2 separate regions of the Homo sapiens genome follow, and region 1 is linked to region 2. The links are chromatin loops, found by intact Hi-C in ENCODE. Cell type or tissue: heart right ventricle. All regions are shown on one strand. Links, peaks and the distances in the headings refer to the core of each region. The heading gives the core; the rest is flanking DNA.

Region 1 (8,328 bases), core at 321-8,320, 190 kb before region 2:
ATTCTAATTTTAACTTTCCTTCTGTTTTCATATGCAAATGCCAGGTGTCCCAATTTAAGCACTACATCTGACTATACTCATCATTTTTGGAATATTAGACTGAAATAGGTTTGCCCCAAATGGTTTGGGGCACCTGTTAATATAAACCAAGTTTTTGGTCCTTGGAAAGACGACTCATCAGGGCGAAGGGGGTGAGCTCGTGCTTTGCTGACTCAGGTGTCTGCCGACGCCCGGTGTGGACTCTCAGGTGTCCGCTGACGCAGGTGTGGACCCTCGGGTGTCCACTGATGCAGGTGTGGGCCCTCGGGTGTCCGCCGACGCCCGGTGTGGACCCTCAGGTGTCTGCCGACGCCCGGTGTGGACTCTCAGGTGTCCGCTGACGCAGGTGTGGGCCCTCGGGTGTCCGCCGACGCAGATGTGGGCCCTCGGGTGTCCGCCGACGCCCGGTGTGGACTCTCAGGTGTCCGCTGACGCAGGTGTGGGCCCTCGGGTGTCCGCCGACGCCCGGTGTGGACTCTCAGGTGTCCGCTGATGCAGGTGTGGGCCCTCGGGTGTCCACCGACGCAGATGTGGGCCCTCGGGTGTCCGCCGACGCAGGTGTGGACTCTCAGGTGTCCGCTGATGCAGGTGTGGGCCCTCGGGTGTCTGCCGACACAGGTGTGGGCCCTCGTTCGTCAGAGGGCAGGTTCGGATCTCTGAAAACCCTATAGCCCTTCCTACTCCTAATGGAGCTCCATTTAACCAACATCGGCCAGGCCTTGATAGGAGCCAAGGTCTCAGAGAGGCGATAGAGACCAGCGACAAGCAGATTCCAGACCCTGTATGGCCCCCTTAGAACCACATGGCCGGGGAGGAGATGCACAGGTAGACGGTCAGACCTGTGTGTCCAGGCACTGCTTGCTGAGAAGTCTCAGTGGTCAGCACACACTGGGAACACAACAGCAAATAAACAGAGAAAATTGTGGCGCTGAGACAATATGTCAGCTATGGAGGGCGTACAGGGCAGCAGGGCTGTGGGAAAACAATGTGAGAAAGAAAGAGAGACAGAGAGACAGAGACAGACAGATACAGACAGAGAGACAGAGACAGACAGATACAGACAGAGACAGAGACAGAGAGAGACAGAGACAGAGAGTGACAGAGAGACAGACAGAGACAGAGAGAGACAGAGAGAAGAGACAGAGAGTGACAGACAGAGACAGAGAGACAGAGACAGACAGAGACAGAGACAGAGAGAGACAGAGAGAAGAGACAGAGAGTGACAGAGATAGAGACAGACAGACAGAGACACGGAGACACAGAGATAAAGAGAGCACGAGGGAGGCAGAGGGCAGGGGTGGCAGCATCACTGCAGACAAGGAACTTAATGTAAACTGGGAAGCATTCGTCACAGAGATCCCAGGAGGGCGCCAGCGGCATCTTTGGGGGCAGCGAACGCACCAGGGGGCAGGACAGAGTGCCGGGGAGTCGGGGGCTGTAGGGACAGAGTCTGGGAGGTGAGACAGGGTCTGTGGAGCCTTTTCTGAGGAGCTGTGTTTTCTGTGAAGTGGGTGCCAAAGAGTTCATGAGCTGCCAGAATGCAGGGTGGAGGGAGAATGCGGGGTGGAGGGAGGAGCTGGGAGATGGGGAGGAGGGCGGCGGCCCTCAGAGAAGGGACGAGGTGGGAAGCCTGGAGCTTGCTGGAGGAGCAGTGTGGAAGGAATTCACTGAAGCTGATGATGACGCTTACTTTCCATGGGCCTGGCTCAAAGCTCCCAGCTCCTTGGGAGGTAGGGACTCCATCTACCAGCCAGCTTGCCGGGACAGGGGTCACATTCAGCCCATAAGAGGCATGTACACATACAGATGCACACACGCACCTACACAGGCTTGCACATGCCACACACACACACACACACACACAGATGCACGCAGACACGCAGGCACTCATGCACTTACATACACAGATGTGCATGTGTATAACCACACACGTGCGCACACACACACATGCAAGTGCATGCATACCCCCCCACAGACCTGCACATGTACACACCACATGCATGCACAGTTTGTGTGGTGTATGGGGAGGGTGCATGTGGGACGCAACAGAAACACGAATGTAATCATTAGGCTTCCAGTCAAGAGGAGAGTCCTCCTATCTCACTGATTCTAAGATAAGCACCTGGAGCCAACTCGGTTTGTCGTCCCCCTGCGGTGACCTGAGCACCCTGTCCTGCTGTCTGAGCTGGAGGGCAGCTGGACCCCAGCCCTTGGAAGAGCCCCACTTCTCGCTGTGGGTTTGATTTCCTATTGAACTTTGAATTGGCTTTTGAATATAAGGACAGGAAGTGTCTGTGAGCGTGTGTGAGCGTGCTAAACAATTTAATACGTGTGCATTAAAAAGTGAAGCTTCCACTTCACCTCCTGCTTCCCTCCCCCACAGCTAACTGTGGAGCTGCACTGGGGTGACACCCAGGCTGTTCATCCACGTGTGGTGGGACAGCACAGGACATGCCGCCTCGCAGCTTGCTGCTTCTGTTCAGCGGTGTGTCGTGGCGCCCTTCTACCTTGGCGCCATTTGCTGCTGCCTTTCATTTTATATATTTTTTTTTCATGTTTTGAGACAGGGTCTTGCTCTGTCACCCAGACTGGAGTGCAGTGGCAGGATCTCAGCTCACTGCCACCTCAACCTCCTGGGCCCAAGGTGATCCTCCTGCCTCAGTCTCCTGAGTAGCTGGGACTGCAGGCATGAGCCACCACACCCGGCTAATTTGGGTATTTTCTGTAGAAATGGAGTCTCACCATGTTACCCAGGCTGATCTAGAATTCTTGGGTTCGAGTGATCCACCCACCTTGGCCTCCAAAGTGCTGGGATTACAGATGTGAGCCATCGTGCCCGCCTGTGCCTTCCTTTTAAAGGCTTCCTGGCCCCTGTGATGTAAGCGGACCTGGTGTGCTCACTTGGGCTGGCCCCCGTGACGTGAGTGGACCCCGTGATGTGAGTGGACCCTGTGATGTGAGTGGCCCCCGTGATGTGAGTGGCCCCCGTGACATTAGTGGACCCCGTGGCGTGAGTGGCCCCCATGACGTGAGTGGCCCCTGTGACATTAGTGGACCCCGTGGCATGAGTGGCTGCCATGACGTGAGTGGCCCCCGTGATGTGAGTGGCCCCCGTGACATTAGTGGACCCCGTGGCGTGAGTGGCCCCCATGACGTGAGTGGACCCCGTGACGTGAGTGGCCCCCGTGACATGAGTGGCCCCCGTGACGTGAGTGGCCCCCGTGACATTAGTGGACCCCGTGGCGTGAGTGGCCCCTGTGACATTAGTGGACCCCGTGGCGTGAGTGGCCCCTGTGGCGTGAGTGGCCCCCGTGACATTAGTGGACCCCGTGGCGTGAGTGGCCCCCGTGACGTGAGTGGCCCCCGTGATGTGAGTGGACCCCGTGGCGTGAGTGGCCCCCATGATGTGAGTGGCCCCCGTGATGTGAGTGGCCCCCGTGGCGTGAGTGACCCCGTGTGCTCACTTGGGCCTGTTCGCGGGCATTTCGTGGTCCCCACTGTTTCCCTGTTGGGGTCACTGCTGTAAAGGGTCGCCCCGCCATGGTGTTCTGTCTGTGAGATTGTGCCCTGTTTCTGGCAGTTCTCAAATGCTCCAGCTGGGTGATTTCCCCCCCCCACCCCAACGGAGTTGGCAGTTTCAGGGCTACCCTTGTCTGCCATCTCTGGCTGGCCTGAGGCTGTGCTGGCCCCGGTCGCCCTCCATGGTCTGAAGCCCTGAGTGGAAGCTCTGCCACCCACAGCCAGCCTCGTTAGGAGGAACCAGGAGACATCACGCGGCCCAGGTGTCTGTGCGCTGTGCTGGGTGGGAAGCCACCTCTCAGGTGTGTTTCCCGTCTCCACATCAGCATTTTGTTCATGGAGTCTGCTGCTTCTGAGCACTGGGGACAAGTCGCGGAGGCCCTGCCATTCCTTCCTCCGGGTTCTGCACGCACCGCGGTGACCACCTCCCCCCGAGGTCCTCTCCCCGCACCTTCCCAAAACGTGTTCCCCAGGTCCTTTTCTGTTACTGCTGTTGAATTCAACAGCTACTGACCACCTGTGGCCATTTAAATGTAAAATGAAAGCAAAATAAAATTAAAAATCCAGCCCATGGCAGGCAGGGCTGCCTCTTTTTTTTTTTTTTTTTTTGGAGATGCGTCTGGCTCTGTCGCCCAGGCTGGAGTGCGGTGGCACGATCTTGGCTCACTGCAGCCTCAACCTTCCCAGCTCAGGTGATCCTCCCACCTCAGCCTCCCGAGTAGCTGGGATGACAGGCGCATGCCACCACGCCCGGCTAATTTTTGTATTTTTTGTAGAGATGGGGTTTCACCATGTTGCCCAGGTTGGTCTTGAACTCCTGGGCTCAAATGATCCACCTGCCTCAGCTTCCCAAAGTGCTGGGATTACTGGCGTGAGCCACCATGCCCGGCCAGGCAGCCTCATTTTCATTCACACATGACCAATGGCTGCTTATTGGGCTGCACGATGGTTATGCTGGCTCCGTCCTGGAGGAGTGAGTGCCCTCACCCTCACCCTCACCCTCGCCCTGGTCTCACCCTCGCCCTCACCTTCTCCCTCGCCCTGGTCTCACCCTCGCCCTCACCCTGGTCTCACCCTCGCCCTGGTCTCACCCACGCCCTCGCCCTTGCCCTGGTCTCACCCTCACCCTGGTCTCACCCTCACCCTGGTCTCACCCGCGCCCTTGCCCTTGCCCTGGTCTCACCGGCATGAGCAGAAAGACAAGGCCCGGGGTTGCAGTGTCTGTGCTCAGGGTCCAGACACAGCTCAGAACCGACCTTCCTTGGGGAGTGACAGTCCCCGGAGGTTAGGGGCTGCTGTGGCCAAAGAGCCACAGATCGGAGGTGAGGAAGGTCTGCCCGAGGTGAGGAAGGTCTGCCCGAGGTGAGGAAGGTCTGCCCGAGGCAAGGCAGGCCCGCAGTCCCGGGCGGTGGCATCAGGGTGAGCGCCCTGATAGCAAGGGACCTATGGCGCCCACACCGGAGGGCGGGAAAAGGAGGAAGAGCATGGCCCCCGTGAAGCCCCTCGGGAGGAAGGGTTCCTGTCCACGTTCAGCACCCCCGTGCAGACCTCACCATTCCCGACGGGAACACTTGTGATATTCACTTCCAACCACACGAGGGTGCAGCTGGGCAACCGCAGCTTTTGGAAAAATGTTGAAACTGGGGCGGCTTCTCTGGGTGACTCTGACGCTCTCATTGCTTCACGTTTAATTTTTGTGTCCTGCTGTAACTACCATGTAGTGCACTTATGAATCGTGCATATTTTACTCTAAGGCCTGTCTGTAAACCCTAATAAATGACCCTACTCAGGTAAGACGTCCTGACAGTGAGGTTTTTAATATTTACAAGCCACAGAATTATTTCCTGCAGCCACAGAGACTTCCTTGGCGGGAAACCAGGTCCTCTGACCTCACCCGGCTCTGCAGTCTGTTTTGCCGTTTTCCGCCTCAAACCCCCTCTGCGATGTGCAGCTCTGGGTGTCTGATCCCTCAGGGGTCCTGTCTCCCCTCCTCTGGCCCCCTCCCTGGCTCCTTCGCCTGCTGCCTTTTTCTTCCATGAGGATGCGGTTCCCGTGTCCCCCAGGACAGCTTCGTGGCCGGCCGCCTCCATGGATTCGGGTGGGCACAGGTCCTGCAGGGAGCTCCTGTGTTATCTGCCCTCCCCGCGAAGCTCCTTGGAGGATGGAGATTTTAAGGTCTTACTGTGGTGTGAGCGATCAGAGACCCCAGTGTTTACCAGGTAGGCTCTGGGCTCAGACCCCAGCGCCCCACTTGTTAGCTGTTTGACCCTGGATATGTCATTCACTTCTGCGTTCCTCAGTTTCTGCACGTTTAAAATGGCAGAGGCCCCTTTGGTAGTGAGTCTGTGTGACAGGCGATGGGGCCTTCCTCTCTGGTACAGCAGGGGCCTAAGGGATGTTTGACCTCAGCAGGTAGAGTATCATCTCCGTGGTACAGCAGGGGCCTGAGGGATGTTTGGCCTCAGCAGGTGGAGGATGGCTGCAGGTCAGGATTTTGCATCACAAACAACACTGCTGCAGTCACATTAGTGGATTTTGTTATTATAGACAACACTCGTGTCTATAATTCCAAGGACCCATTCTCCATGCCCAGAGGCACCTCAGTCCCACAGACCGCAGCCTGATTCTGAGTTCGCAGTTGGCCAGTGTTGCAGAAGCTCACAGAGGAGTCTTTGGAAATGAGAATGACGCCACCATTCTCTTTTAATTGTGTCATAGGTCTTCCTTCCTTTTATACATAAGTTAACTGAGGCTGGTTTGCTTTCCACAGCCAGAGTTCTAAGACAATTTTAAGTAACACTTTTCTTTCGCTATTTCTTTATGAATGTGTTGGGTTTTAGGGATCACAGATGTGCTTGGGCAACCAAGGCTGCCTGTGTCTCTGTGCTCTGGGGGGCTTTTCCTACGAGCTTTGCGTGAGATGCCAGCTGCCCACAGGCAACTGGGCACAGAGAGCAGGAGAATAAAGCAGGCCAGGGCATCAGGTGGGGCTGATTCCATGGAGGGCAACGGCAGTGGTGGGGGCAAGTGCGGGGTGGGTGAGTGGCAGCAGCCACCCACAGAAGGACGCGCTGTCCCGGCCCCGCATCCCCAGGAGTGCGTGTGTCGCAGGCGACCCTGTCCTCTCACCCAGGAGCCCTCTGAGCTCGCGCCTTTCTTCAGGTGTCTGCGATATCATGCTCCCCTTGTGTTCCTCCTGCCTCCTGGCTGCTGCCAGTGGGTGGCCCCCCAACTCCTCCACCAGACCCTGACTCTCAGAGGACTCCAAGCCTCTATTTGTGTTATTCCTATCCAGTCCATGGGGTTCAGATACCAAGTGGAACTTTTAACAACCATGAATTCCTAGGCCTCACTCTCAAATCATCACATCAGAATATCCAGGAGTGGCCCGAGAAGACCTGCGTTGTAGCAAGCTCCCGGATGTTTCTCTTGCATCCATCTGGCACTGGTCTGCACACTGGTGTTTGGAACCCCCAGACTTGAACTTAGTGCCGTGCGGTCCAGCGGCCCTCCTGTCCATCTCAGTGCAGAGAGGGGCTGGGGGAGGTGCAAGCGTGTCATCCTAGAAGAATTCCTCTCGACTAACAGCCTGCCGTGTTCTTGGCATCTGTGCACAGTGGAGCCCCACAAGCTGGCTGAACCCTTGGCTTGCGTCCTAAGCTCTGTGTGCTGTTAGGATGATGATAACGACCACGATAGAAAGCACCTTGCTGAGCCCCTAGGAGTAGAAGGTGGAGGGCAGGCCAGGGCAGAGTTGAGCTAGACAGAGTGAAGAACACAAGTTCTGGGGAAGCAGGGAATTGTAACCAAAGATGAAACCACCCCTGCCCAGCGGCACCATTTGTAGGGACCTTGGAGAGTTGGTTGAACATCTGCAGAGCATGGGGTCGGAGACTCAGGTCAGACTAAACTGGTTCAGAGCCAGGATACCCCTTTCGACCTGGGTTACATTTGTCATCATTCATGTAAATGTTTCTGTTAGATGGAAACAGGTTCAAAACCCACTACCTACTTCCATTCTGGCTCTAATAGAGTATCTTGTAGCCAACTGATATTTCCACAAAGAGCAACTGTAAAACCTGGGTAAAATTTTGTTTAAAAATATGTTTGAGGGATTGAGAGGCTGCAGAGGCAGCCAGGACTTGGGGAGCCAGGTTCTGGAATTTTACAGAGGTGAGCCCCACTTTCTGCATTTCATGGTGAGGTATTGAACGCTTTGCCGCTGAGGTCAGGAACACTGTTCTCATTTCTATTCAGGATTGTGCTTGGAGGTACCAGGCAGACAACAAGACAAGAAAAGAAAAGTCTTAAGGATTGAAACAGTAAGAAACACAGGTATCATTCATTATTTGTAGACAATGTGGTTGTGTATGAAGAAAATCCAAATTAAGTAACAGTCAGACTCTTAAGCTGAGTAAGTAATTTAGCAAGATCAATGGGCAGGGGTCAATATACTAAACTTAATTGTATTTTAGTATTTTTATATATATCAATGATGTACAATTGGAAAATGAAATTTATAGATATCACTTATAATCACATCAAAATTGAGTACATAGGAATAAAATCATATCTAATAAAAGACGTGCAAGACTTCTAAGCAGAAAACTGCAAAATGTTATTGAAAGAAATTAAAGGGGCCAGGCACAGTGGCTCATGCCTATAATCCCAGCACTTTGGGAGGCCGAGGTGGGTGGATCACGAGGTCAGGAGATCGAGATCATCCTGGCTAACATGGTGAAACCCTGTCTCTACTAAAAATACAAAAAA
Region 2 (8,328 bases), core at 270-8,269:
TCACGTCCCATGTGGCTGTGGAGGTCGCTGTGTGACTATGGAGGTCTCATCTGTGTGGCTGTGGAGGTCTTTGTGTGACTATGGAGGTCACGTCCCATGTGGCTGTGGAGGTCTCTGTGTGACTATGGAGGTCATGTCCCACAGCTCCATGGCCTTCCTTGTTCTGTCTTCCACATCTGAGAGCAGGGATTGCCCTTATCCGCAGTGAGCATTTTGTTTAAGTAGCAGTGAGTTCACTCCAGGCAATGCTTTGACACTATAAATAGACGTGTATTTGACATTCACACACGTGTCTGTTGAGCTAATACAGACAATCATTTGATGAACCTGCTAGTTAGGAAGTAGCTGTGATGTGAGAAGAGACAGTGCTGGCTGTAGATATACACCAAATTTCCTCACTTGGCTGTTGATACAAGGAAAGCATCTTGATACTAATAGGAGTAGAATGCAAATGATACTTCTCTACCTCCGATCATTGGATTACATTCCTTTTCTCTGGGGTGAATCTTTAAAATGCTAATGGCCTGAGTGCACCAACATGAAGCACACAGTACCATCTGATTAGTTGCTTTATGCATCCAGAGAGGGTATTTCTAAATCTCAAAGTATGATTGAGTGTCAAAAATCCATTTGGGGGAGGGGCAACTCCTGTGTTGTGCTGCTTCTATAACAGCACAAAAAAGTCTTCCAGTATGTTCCTGCCAGCAAGGAGTTGGCAGGGCGGGGAGAAACAAAGGCTGTCGCCTTTCCAGTGATGAGTGCCTGTAATATGAAGCCGGGAGTCCTGACTCAGCACCTACAGCAAACCTGGGTTACCCAGGGCTTGCCACTTGTTTTGAGAGGTTCTTAAATTCTTAATTTTAAAAACAAAGTAAATTGCAGTATGACTCATATGAATAGTAAATGTGCACCAAATAGGACACATAGGAGGCAGAGTGGGTTATAAAATATTTAGTCATTTGCCACAACCAGGAAAAGATGGTTTTAAGGATATTGGTTCTTGGTCTAGGAATTAAAACATCCAGAAAATGGTCCTAAGTTACTGTTGATTTTTGCTGAAGAAAATACATTTTCTTCATGTGTTATATAAAAAACTTACTTTGTAATAATTATGTTTGTGGGATTCACTAATGTTTAACTACTGGAGCAAAACCTTTGTCGTAAAGTTCTCTTGGTTGTTTGAGGAGACAAAAGGATGGCAGATCTTTGACCAAATTATGAAGATATGGAATTCAAAGGGATGGAATTGAAGAGTTTGAGAAAGGAGTTAAAGTAAATACAGAATGTGGGTAGGAATTCCGTTTCTATAGTAAGACAAAATGTAGGGGGAAAGTTTGTATTTCTTTGTTATTATGCTGATAATAAGCTTGCTAGAAAACAGGATTATAATTAAAAACAGGATTATAATTATTCCACATCCTCTTTTGATCTTTGTAAATATGCATGTATTTTATATGGTAGTAATCACTGTATGTATTTAACTTTGGTTAATATGTAGCAGCTCTCCGATATTTAGTATTGGAATTATTAATACTTGTGTAAGTATTAGTAAAATGAATAGCTTTATAACTTTAATTTACCTTTTTTCCTAGGGGTATATTGTATCCTAATTAAATTCAGATTATTTATCTAAAGTGTTTTTATTCTGTATATCCCCACATTTTTCGAACCCCACATTGGTTCAAAACTTGTTAGAAAAACCATATTTCTGTTTATAATATTTCATATTGGAATTGAATGAGTTTAAGTTTTTGTACCTAAGATTGGAAAGGAAATTTTATTAGAACTGGTAAGAATGTACAAGCATTGTTTCTTTGAGGTGAGTAAAAATATTGTGAGAAAAAATTTTCTGCTTCAAAAAATGGTGTCAGCTGGGCACGGTGGCTCATGCCTGTAATCCCAGCACTGTGGGAGGCCGAGGCGGACAAATCACCTGAGGTCAGGCGTTTGAGACCGGCCTGGCCAACATGGCGAAACCCCTCCTCTACTGAAAATACAAAAATTAACCTGTGCGTGGTGGCAGGTGCCTATAATCCCAGCTACTCGGGAGGCTGAGGCAGGAGAATCGCTTGAACCCGGGAGGTGGAGGTTGCAGTGAGCCAAGATCCTGCCTTTGCACTCCAGCCTGGGTGACAGAGCAAGACTCCAACTCAAAAAAAAAAGATTTCTTCTTGTATTAGGGGTGTTCACAGAATAAAAAAGAAAGTTTATTAATTAAACAAACTGAAGTGAATTACACATCTAGCCTGCAGAAAAATAAATAGGAAACAATACAGTCTGGCCTGTGTCACCCAGAAAAAGCTCAGTTTGGATTGAATCACTGCCCTGGGGAGTGTGAGGGGAAGGCCCAGCCTGTTGTTCTCCTTCCTGATGGGAAGGTGGTCACTGAGGGAAAAGATTTTCTTGGTTCTCTAGCCCTGATTTCACTTTGTAATCATCAAGGTGAACTTAAACACAAACACACTCCAGTGACCCCCATCTCAGACTGAGGAATCGGAGCACCCGGAAACAGGCCTGTGAGGATCAAACCTGTTGAGAAGTCCCAAGTGACTGGGCACCATAGATGCTCAGGAGTGGTGCAGGCCAGCTGCCTGGGACCCGAGGTCCAGCAGGTGCAATGTGCCCACATTAACTGTTGTTACCTCTACCCCCATGCCAACTATGACTGGACTGCAGTGTTCCAACGAGAAGTGCCCTAAACTTAGCCATAATAAGTAATTTATTTGTAGATTCCTGAAGTACTGGGGTAGGGTGTGGGGTGCCTTTTTCTTATGATTACAGCTATGTTAACAATAGGGTTTTTTTATGAACCAATCTGTTGTTCATACTGAAGAATTGATGTAGCCCTTTTGTTTGCAGGCTGTGGAAAATCTCTGTTCTCACAAAGTCTCCCCAATGCTCTACAAGCAACTGCGTCAGGCCTGTGAAGACCACGTCCAGGCACAGATCCTTCCGTTTAGAGAATATCCTTTTTTTGGTTCATAAAGTTTCTATTCATTATCTAAGTCTTTTAAAACTGAACATTATTATGATAAAGAGCTAATGAGTATCCTTAATATTAAAACAACAGCTTTTAAAGTTCTCTTTTATTTGATAGGTTTGTAAGCGAAATTTACCATTTAAATTATTTTGCTGATTTGAATTAAAGGGAAACCGTGTTCATTTATTGGGTATGGTTGAAGTATTTAGGAAATGTTCTGAAAAATGTCTTCAAGTTTGAGTATCCTTTATTCTAATAAACACCATCTGCATTGGCTTTCTGTGATAGGCAACAAAGTCCCATCGACTTGGCGACTTATGGAGACACCCACTTATCAGCGCACAGTTGTGTCTGTCAGGAGGCCAGGCAGGATTCAGTGGATTCTATGCTCAGTCTCACGGGCAGAGTCAAGGTGTCAGCCAGGTTGGGGCCTCACCTGAGGTCTTTGCTAGCACGGGCAGGCAGTTGGCGGAAGCCAGTTCCTGTGGTAGTGGGACTGAGGGCCCTGCCTTCTGTCCCGTGTTGCTTGGTGTCACTCTCAGCTCCACATGCACAGGTCCTTGCCTCTCCTCTCACAGCACGACTCTTTTCTGCTTCTAGACCAGCAGGAGAATCTGCCTGTCTGACCTGCTGAGATAGGGCCTTATATGATGTAACCCGTAACCCAGTCAAGGAATGATGACCTTCGTATTCACAGCCTCGTTCACAGTTGCGTGTGAGGCATCCTCCACGTGGGGACAGGGCAGGAGCATCTCAGAATTCTGCTGCCACACCAGCTGTGACTCAGACGTCTACAGGGGAGTCTCTGGGCTCCTTGGCATCCTATAGAAAATCCTTTAATCTGGACTCAATCTCATTCCCCAGCCTCCTCCCAGTACTGTAGCTGTCCATGTGTCTCATTGGGTAGGAATTAGAAAGTAGAGTTTATAATTGCAGAAAATCTACTTGTGGCTGTACTTTTCTAGGCCTCCGTTTCTTCATGTGTAAAATTAGGTGGTTTGTGTTTGCTTATTTCTAAGTGTTCTTCTAGTTCAAGGAAACTTCTGCTCCCCCATCTCCCTGATCTTGGGAAACTAAACCATTCTGAGTTCATTGGAAGGGTCCTCAGGGAATCTGCAGCAGTTGGTGCTGCTGAAGTTGAAGCACGTGACAGGGAAGCTGAAATGCAGGGTGAGAGGTCTCTGTTTAGACAATCTCCACAGCACCCCGCACAGATGTGAGTGAAGTCGGTTCCAGCTCTGTTGTGCTGGCTTCTGTAAATACGCCTCTGCAGTGTTTTCCAGCAAAGCCCTTTCCTAAAGATCATGAGGTCGTTCAAGAGATCAGTGACCGCACACCACCTTTTGGAACCTGGCCAAAGTGCACCTTATCTCAGGAGGCGCCTGTGAGGGCGCACAGAAGCAGGCCCCGCCCCAGTGCCACGGCTCAGCAATGCGCTTCCAGGAACCTACGTTCCAGATGTTTCCATCCAAAAAGCGGCCTGACTCCTAGGCTTGGGGGAAGTCTTTAGCAGATGCCCAAGCCTTCTCCCAAAGACTTAGGCGTTTATGAGAGTCAGTAGGCGGTGATTGTTCCTACTCTAGTTGCTGTCCCAATTTACTTGAAAACGACTATCTGATTACCTGATCAAATGAATCTTTTGCCAGTTACTCCTACTCTGTGGGTTGACTAATGTGCCATCAGTTCACTCACTGCACAAGCACTTGCTTTCTACCTACTGCACTGGCACCGCAAAATGGAAAGTGACCCCCATGCCTGATTTCTACCCTCCAAGAAGTCGCAGGCTTATGGGAGAGGCAGGGGAATTACTGTATTTCCCTGGTGCAGTGGCAAAACTGTGATTACAAAAATTATCATTTGGTTCATTAAAGGCAAAAGAAAAAAACACTACCGTATTAAATGCCCTTATTAGTCATGAGACAAGATCTTGAGTTGAGAACTGCGCGTCAGGCCAGGAATGGTGGCATGTGAAGCATCTGGGGCAGAGCCTCCCAGAGGAGACCCTCCTGAAGGGATGGGGAGGATGCGCCCTCCTGTGGCTGTGGCACCAGAAGCAGAGCGTGGAGGGTGCTCTGGAAACCCCGAGCAGCGGGCACAACTAGAACTCCAGAGACCTGGTGGCCCTTAGGCTGTGATGCTAAGTTGCAGACTGAATTTGAATCTTTGTGGATACTACCAAGGAGTCAGACTTCAGTCTGTGAGTATCCCAGAGTCCTCACAGGTTTTTTAAGCAAGAAACCAGAATTAGATTGTTCATGGAGGTCACTCTGGCAGAATGATGGGATAAGTTTACATATAGACCAGCACACCACAGCCTTCCATTGGGTCGGCACATGTTTTTAAGTATCTGTCATGTGCTAGGTATGATGCCAGGCCCTGGGAAAATAAATCTGAGCAGAATGGGATTCTGTCCCTTTGGAGCTTAAACCCGAATGGCGGTGGCAAAAGCATCAGGATAAGCATTTATGCAGTGCTGTGATAAGGGTTTTTTTTGTTTTGTTTTTTTGTGTTATTTATTTATTTATTTTTGTGAGATGGAGTCTTGCTCTGTCACCCAGGCTAGAGTGCAGTGGCACGATCTCGGCTCACTGCACCTCTCCCTCCTGGGTTCAAGCCATTCTCCTGCCTCGGCCTTTCCAGTAGCTGGGATTACAGGCGCCCACCACCATGCTCGGCTAATTTTTGTATTTTTAGTAGAGACGGGGTTTCACCACATTGGCCAGGCTGGTCTCGAACTCCTGACCTCGTGATCCACCTGCCTCAGCCTCCCAAAGTGCTGGGATTACAGGCGTGAGCCACCGCGTCTGGCCTGTGATAAGGGTTTTCAAAGGTTCAGATAAGCTCCTGGGACCTAAAGAAAGAGCAGCTAGCCCACCTGTGTAGGGGAGCATTGCAGGGGCGAAGCGATGTCTGGGCCATGTCCTAAAGGATGGATGAGGAAGTGGCAGGCGCTGTGGGATGCCAAGGTGGCACAGGCCAGGGAGCAGCGTGGGCAGCCCTGGCGCTGAGGAAGCTTACTGGGCAGAAGAGCCAGGTATGCTGCTGGGTGTGGGAGAGTTGACCACTGACAGGATCCCTAAAGGGGAAAATGAGAGGAAGGTGGATGCTGAATTGTGGAGGAGCCTTTGTTGAACCAAGAGGTTGAGGTTTATCTGAAGGTGGAGATTGAGCCAAGGTGTTCAGGCACAGCATGGCTGGGTTATGTTGGTAAGAAGTTAGTGTGCCTGTGTGTGTGCACTGTGGTGTGAGGGGTCACACCACAATGGTTTGACTGGGCAGCAAAACCACAGGGTGGAATGGCAGCATCCTGCCAGCAAACCTCTTATGGTTAGAGGGAAAGGATCTGACTGCTGTGGAAGGATGAACCAGACACGGATTGAGGCGGGGAGGGTCTGTCGTGGTCACGTTGATTTGGAAGGAGGAGACACGGATTGAGGCGGGGAGGGTCTGTCGTGGTCATGTTGATTTGGAAGGAGGTGAGGAGGCACTCAGGTAGAGATGCCTGTTGTGCATTTGGGGCTGGAGACACAGATCCAGTGGCTCCAGACATGGATGAGATGCCCAGGAAAAATGAGCAGAGTGGCCAGACACAGTGGCTCACGCCTCTAACCTTAGCACTGCATTTTGGGAGGCCAAGTTGGGAGGGCCAGTTGAGCCCAAGAGTTCAAGAGCAGCCTAGACGACAATTAGCCGGGTGTGTGGTTCACACCTGTGGTCCCAGCTACTCTGGAGGCTGAGGTGGGAGGATTGCACGAGCCCAGGAGGCCGAGGCTGCAGTGAGCTGAGATTGCGCCACTGCACTCCAGCCTGAGCAGCAGAGCAAGACCCCCATCTCTAAAAAGAAAATGAGCAGAGCCATGAGAGGAGGTGGATGAGGGCTGCTGTCAGGAAGATGAGAGGAGAACCTGGAGAGTCATCTTGTGGGAATCGAGGGGCGAGTTTAATATGGCAGGCGGCTTAGTGACCAGTAAGTAGAGTCTGAGGGGATGATGAGACCAGGAAGTGGCTGGTTACTGTGATGAAGGCTTTTAGGCTACATTCGTACGTTAACCTAGTAAACATGGGGTGTTTCTGTCCAACTCAGCACTGTGCGTTGGGGACCAGGGACAGGCATGAATGGCACGGGTCCTGCTCTCAAAAAGCTTGTTTTTGCTGGAAGAGAGTTCTGACCCAGCCCAGTCTCACCTGGGGAAATGTTAATGTGATGGCAGATGCTGAGATACTGTGTGGCAGGGAGTATTCCAAGGTCTGCATATTCAGATTTCTTTTGCCTCTGGGATATTCCAGTACTTCAAGTAACTCTACTTTCTAAGATTTAAGTAATTTGTTGTTGTTGTTGTTGTTTTGAGACGGAGTTTCGCTCTTAATTGCCCAGGCTAGTGTGCAATGGCGCAATCTTGGCTCACCGCAACAACCTCCACTCCTGGGTTCAAGCGATTCTCTTGTCTCAGCCTCCCGAGTAGCTGGGATTACAGGAATGCGCCACCACGCCTGGCTAATTTTGTATTTTTAGTAGAAACGGGGTTTCTCCACATTGGTCAGGCTGGTCTCGAATTTGCGATCTTGGATTATCTGCCTGCTTCGACCTCCCAAAGTGTTGGGATTACAGGCGTGAGCCACCATGCCCGGCCAGATTTAAGTAATGTTATGTACCGATTATATTTTGATTGTATGCTGATATTAGATTATAGATGAAACCCATCAGATGTGCAGGTAGAAAAAGGGCTTTTGTGGAATTGAGTCATTCACTACCATCTTCTTCGTTTACCACATCCGTTTTCTTGTCTCACATGTTTGATAAATTCTGCACTTAGCTGTCCGTTTCAAAATAGATAGCTGCTCTTGGTGACGTCCCTTCCTCAAAATAAAGGCCATTTGTACCCTTGCACTCATACACATGCTCAGCCACAGGCAGCTGCTGCAGAACCCACACCACATGCTGCAGGACCACGTGCCACCCAGCCAAGCTACGTGGGCAACAGGAGCTCTTCAAAAATGTCAAGCCCGCAGAGTGCGGTGGCTCACGCCTGTAATCCCAGTACTTTGGGAGGCCAAGGTGGGCGGATCATGAGGTCAGGAGATCGAGACCATCCTGGCTAACACGGTGAAACCCCGTCTCTACTGAAAATACAAAAAAATTAGCCGGGCGTGGTGGCGGGCACCTGTAGTCCCAGCTACTCGGGAGGCTGAGGCAGGAGAATGGCATGAACCCGGGAGGCAGATCTTGCAGTGAGCCGAGATCGCACCACTGCACTCCAGCCTGGGTGACAGAGCGAGACTCCATCTCAAAAAAAAAAAAATGTCAAGCCAACTGTCCTCAGAATCTAACCTGTAGATAACTATAGATG

The links. Hi-C counts contacts between places; a loop is a spot of excess contacts. Peaks named below come from ENCODE experiments on the same cell type or tissue, not always from the same donor. Only the 100,000 strongest peaks of a DNase experiment are listed, where the experiment ranks them.
Region 1: it touches region 2 in a loop (10-fold over the local background); 28 of 110 quality-filtered maps call a loop at or near these places.

The regions. Positions count from the first base shown.
Region 1 is chr13:113,029,988-113,038,315 of GRCh38, forward strand. All of the region lies in intron 3 of MCF2L (MCF.2 cell line derived transforming sequence like), which reads left to right. Among named protein-coding and RNA genes, the nearest start is that of MCF2L, 65 kb to the left of the region's middle. RefSeq lists an enhancer at 1-431 and a silencer at 5,028-5,322. In heart right ventricle, for the core only: CTCF peaks have their summits at 5,157 and 5,357; a DNase peak (open chromatin) is centred at 5,125; H3K4me3 peaks cover 474 bases.
Region 2 is chr13:113,216,086-113,224,413 of GRCh38, forward strand. It overlaps CUL4A (cullin 4A), which reads left to right. Exons shown (of 20, transcript NM_001008895.4): 3 at 2,860-2,963. Among named protein-coding and RNA genes, the nearest start is that of CUL4A, 11 kb to the left of the region's middle. RefSeq lists enhancers at 4,324-4,887, 6,308-7,157. In heart right ventricle, for the core only: a CTCF peak has its summit at 5,014 (motif pointing left); DNase peaks (open chromatin) are centred at 756, 4,306 and 4,956; H3K27ac peaks cover 4,740 bases.